Regions from separate parts of the Homo sapiens genome. Here region 2 is linked to region 1. Evidence: read pairs that join two places in POLR2A ChIA-PET (ENCODE). Cell type or tissue: CD4-positive, alpha-beta T cell. All regions are shown on one strand.

Region 1 (2,500 bases):
TCATAATATCTAGGGATGGGGTGAAAATTCCTGCTGCCAGGCCAGAGGGGATGGTCAGCTCCAAGACAAGGAAGCAGTGTCCAGGTAAGAAATCTTCATTTCAATGGATCACAAACTCCTAAACTCTTAACAATTGAACAGAAGCATAGGTTTTATAATCTCTGTGCATGTGGGAAAACAGGAAAGAGCTCTTCCTCTCTCTTCTGGCTCGACAAAATAAATTCTTACGCGTATATCCCTTCCAGGAAAAAGCATTCATTTCAATGTCATCAGAACAGCACAACTTAGAGTTAAACAAGCCTTCAGGATGACAGACTTGGTAGCAGTTAGTGATTACTTTCATAGGACACAATAATATTCTCTGAAGTCTAGATGTTTTATACAGTTTTCCTTTGCTAGACATAACATTTGGAAAGACAATTTCAAGAAGCGAAATCATACCTACTTTTCTGCAGCTATAAAGGGTCGGAGAGACATTATCTACTTATCTTGCTGAGTTGGTTGTTTTCCCCACCAGATATGTAATTTTCAGAGCTAAGCACTGAAGTTTCACTAGTTATTTTGGAGAGAGCAAGTGCCAGACCCCAGAGTTCAAAACTTAGAAGATGCAAAGAAAAGGTCAGGATAGGATTATTATTATGTGGACTATAGATCTTGTGTTTCAGATCCACAGGAGTGGCATGAATATGGGTCTATGAAATGCTGATTCTATCAGATAATCTGCGGGGGGTTTTTCCTCCAATTATATGGGGGAAAAAAGCTGTGTAAGAAGAGATACATTGTCCACTACTTTCCAGATAGTTCTCAGATTTTTATAAGTTTTAAAAATCAAGTGGTACATGCACATAATATTGGAAGTGAAATAGTTTGACAGGGCTTAGTATAACACCAGCAGTCTCCTGCTCCTGCCCCCATCTTGTTCCTAGGGGCCATCACTTTGATGTTTCTTTTGGTACTTAGCTCTAAATGGTGCCATTTTGAGGTTTAACTAGATATTATCTATTTCCGGAAGATTTAGCTCAATTATACTCCCTCCCTATTTTGCTCTCCCCACATCCTGCCAAGATGATTTTATCACTGTTTTCGGTTAGAACAATATTCGATGTTCACCTTGTTATGAGCCTCTCTAGTCACAGTTGTGCTAGGTGATGTACTATGGGTGCATTTCATTTCTCATACAACTTTCTGCTTTCCTCAGGATTCATATCATCTTACTTTTTCTTTGTTTCATAACTTTTTTTTTTTGGTTAATCAAGTACATGAAGTCTACCATCAACTTTGTATCCTCAGGAGAAGGTCCCCCGAGCCTTCTGCCCTTGGATCCTGACTGGGGGCTCTCTGGGCCCACCCTCAGCTGTCATCCTGGACTCCCTGTCACATGTATCCAGAGGGCTCTTTTCCCAGGGTGGATCCTTGTTTCCTTGATGGAGCTGCTTGCAGGATATAGCATGGGAACAGGGTCAGGGCAGGGCTTGGGGGTGCCAAAGCCTCCCTGATTCACAGAAAAGTTGCATAGGGTACAGGGTTTTATAACTGTTTTGATGATTGGTACGGATTTCCTCTTTTCACAGACTAGATATTAGTCAGGGCTGCTTGTCACTCACAGATGTTTTTCTGATTTCAAAGATGATGTGTCCTTTGCCAATCCTGCGATTAACACAAGGGTAAGGAAACTCCAAGCCCCCTCTGCCCTTCAGTCTGGTTGTTCCAAACAAGTAGTCATTGAATTTTCTGCCCAGGGTCTACAAACCACCCAATACAGACAACCCCGTGTTCTGCTGACTGTGCCCAACATCTGTAGTGGCAGGTTTTCCCTCCTGGTGTCCTCGACCTCCACTGCATGAGGCAGCCTTAGCTCTTCTTCCCACATAATGAGGGCTGAGGTTTAGGTGTCTCATTTCTTATTTTTCATTTGGGGTATTGCAAAAAAGGGAACAGAGATGTCTTTGGTGTGACATCTTAAAAGTCTCCTATTACTACTATAATAAATGTAAAAATAAATGTAAAAAAAGATTCAGTAAAAATAAGTATAAAAAAAGTCCACTATTATTTAATTACCACTCTGCCAAAAAAAATTCTAGGGGAAAAAAAGTCCAGATGAAACATGTCACAATGCTAACAGTCTTTGGACAATAAATAAATCTATGTCCTTCCCTGCCCCTATTTCTAAAGATTTTTTTCCAGATTTCCCAAAATGTCAAGATTGACAGTGTATGTTAACCAATGGGAGAAAATAAAACAAACTTGAAAATTGTAAGGAGCTCTGAGTTTTTAAAACCTTTTCATTTTGAAGCAATTTAGACTTGTAGAAAAGTTATAAAAATAGTACAGTTCCAAACGCCTAGGCTTAAGCCATCCTCCTGCCTCAGCCTCCGAGGTAGCCGGGAATACAGGTATGTACCACTGTGTCCGGCGTCTCTGGACTTCTTTGATACCACTTTTATGTCTCACAGGTGCTTGATTTTCTTTTACTCTTACCATTCTAGCCATTCACTCAGTC
Region 2 (2,500 bases), 320 kb after region 1:
GATTGCACCACTGCACTCCAGCCTGTGCAAAAGGGAGTGAGACTCCATCTCAAAAAAAAAAAAAAAGGCACAAAAGCAAAGCTTGTTTAATAAAAAATTGATAGTGCAGATAAATCAATAACAGAATAAAAAGCCTGAGGGACGTTATCAAGAAAAATTTTATAAAGTACCTGGCTCCGTTGGGATTACTGGAAAACTTTTTTTAAAACTTCAAAATCAGGCCAGGCACCGTGGCTCTCACCTATAATCCTTACACTTTGGGAGGCCAAGGCAGGCATATCACTTGAGGCCAGGAGTTCAAGACCAGCCTGGCTAACACAGTGAAATCCTCACCCCTACTGAAAATACAAAAATTAGCCAGGCATGATGGCAGGTGCCTGTAATCCCAGCTACTCAGGAGGCTGAGGCAGGAGAATCACTAGAACCCAGGAGGCAGAGGTTGCAGTGAACAAAAATCATTCCACTGCACTCCAGCCTGGTGAGACCCTGTCTCAAAAACAAAAACAAACCAAAAGACAAAAACAAAAAAACTTCAAAATCATATAATTATCACATTATTAAATATATATTGTTTGACACACAAAAAATGGCAGGCTACAACATTCAGTTTTATATACTTTATAAACAATATTATGGTGATCAATAATATTTTCAGCCTTATCTCTTATCATCTTAATAATATTACATTGTTTTACAATTTGTAAACATCAAATAAACAGAATTTTATATTCTGCTTTTATCACATAACACCTCTACAACCCTTTCAAGTTGTTATGCTTTTAGTTATATGTTACATTTCATCAAGAAGATGCTTAACACAATGTTGTATGTAGAAACTATTTTTAAAAGATGCATATTAATGAACTAGGTACTTCTCAATTGTTGAAATTGCTCTCAATTCATACTTAACCATAAATAATAGTCATAAATCATTTACTCAACAAATATTTATTGGAAATCTATTATTTGCCTAGCACTGTGCTAAATCCAGAAAAGACAGTGGTGAACAAAACAAACCTGGTCCCTGTTCTTGAGGAGGTTGACAGTAAACAAGTGACTCCTATGGACAAAAGTTTAGAATGTCAGGGGAGCTTAGAATGGAAACACTGCCCTCACCTGGCAGTTGGAGAGGGAATGGGTTCAGAGAAGGATTTCCAGAAAAAGTAACATTTGAGTTAAGATCTGAAGAATGCAAATGAGGTGAAGAGTTAATTTGGTGAAGAAGGGGGGGAAGAATTTTCTAGACAGAAGTAAGAAGGAGTATGTCAAGTTCAAAAGACTGACAGCACAGAGCTGGAAGGATAGAGGCAGGAGATGAGGTTGGAACCATGCTCAGGTGTCCAGCTGTGCATTGTCTGGTAAGCCACTTTAAGGGTTCCTGGCTTTACCCTAAGAGTAATGGGAAGCTGGCCAGACACCATAGCTCACGCCTGTAATCCCAGCACTTTGGGAGGCCGAGGCGGGCAGATCACCTGAGGTCAGGAGTTCGAGACCAGCCTGGCCAACATAGTGAAACCTCATCTCTACTAAAAATACAAAAATTAACCAGGCTGCACCTGTAGTCCCAGCTACTTGGGAGGCTGAGGCACGAGAATTGCTTTAACCTGGGAGGCAAAGTTTGCAGTGAGTCAAAATCATGCCACTGCACTCCAGGCTGGGCAACAGAAGGAGACTCTGTCTCAAAAGAAAGGCCTGGGCACGGTGTCTCATGCCTGTGATCCCAGCACTTTGGGAGGCCCTGGTGGGCAGATCATGAGGTCAAGAGATGGAGACCATCCTGGCTAACACGGTGAAACCCCATCTCTACTAAAAATACAAAAAATTAGCCGGGCATGGTGGCACATGCCTGCAGTCCCAGCTACTCGGGAGGCTGAGGCAGGAGAATCTCTTGAACCCGGGAAGCGGAGGTTGCAGTGAGCTGAGATCGTCCCACTGCACTCCAGCCTGGCAACAGAGCAAGACTCCGTCTCAAAAAAAACAAAAAGTAATGGGAAGCCATTGGAGGTTGTTAAGCAGGAAGACACAGCATCAGATGAACATTTTTCAAAGTCCTTTCTAGCTGAAGCAGGTTAGAGCAGTCATGGAAAAGACCTTTCAGGATATGGTTTCAGCAGCCCAAATGAGAACAGATGGTGATGTGGACTAAGGTGGGGACAGTGGAGAAGTAGGCAGAGTTGAGAGAGATTTAGAATTAAGCCGGCAGAGTTGAGAGAGATTTAGAAGTAAGCCGAGGGACCTGGCAATTGATGGGAATTCATGTCTATTATTTCAATTGCTCCTCTTCCATCTCAATCCAATGGATAAGAACCAGAATGGGCCCAGTCACTGGCGGGAGCTGTTTATGAGATACTGCTTCTCACCCCAGATTAAAAACCATAGCTTAGCCAAACATTGAAAGGGAGAAAGGATCCAAATGTGGAGAGAGAACCTGGATATATGCCAAAGCTTAAGCAGCCAAAAGCAGAAATCTCTATCAAGGCCTGGGATCAAGAGTTCTGAT

What was found. ChIA-PET counts read pairs that join two places held together with the same protein. Peaks named below come from ENCODE experiments on the same cell type or tissue, not always from the same donor. Only the 100,000 strongest peaks of a DNase experiment are listed, where the experiment ranks them.
Region 2: POLR2A ChIA-PET joins it to region 1 with 11 read pairs; 7 of 35 experiments call an interaction of 5 or more read pairs at or near these places.

Annotation. Positions count from the first base shown.
Region 1 is chr17:35,213,373-35,215,872 of GRCh38, forward strand. No RefSeq gene overlaps it. Among named protein-coding and RNA genes, the nearest start is that of SLC35G3, 20 kb to the left of the region's middle. In CD4-positive, alpha-beta T cell, no CTCF peak of the experiment used is centred here; DNase peaks (open chromatin) are centred at 989 and 1,579; H3K4me3 peaks cover 2,026 bases; H3K27ac peaks cover 2,273 bases.
Region 2 is chr17:35,532,391-35,534,890 of GRCh38, forward strand. All of the region lies in intron 1 of SLFN12L (schlafen family member 12 like), which reads right to left. Among named protein-coding and RNA genes, the nearest start is that of SLFN12L, 4.0 kb to the right of the region's middle. In CD4-positive, alpha-beta T cell, CTCF peaks have their summits at 1,093 (motif pointing left) and 1,296; a DNase peak (open chromatin) is centred at 1,101; H3K4me3 peaks cover 2,500 bases; H3K27ac peaks cover 1,268 bases.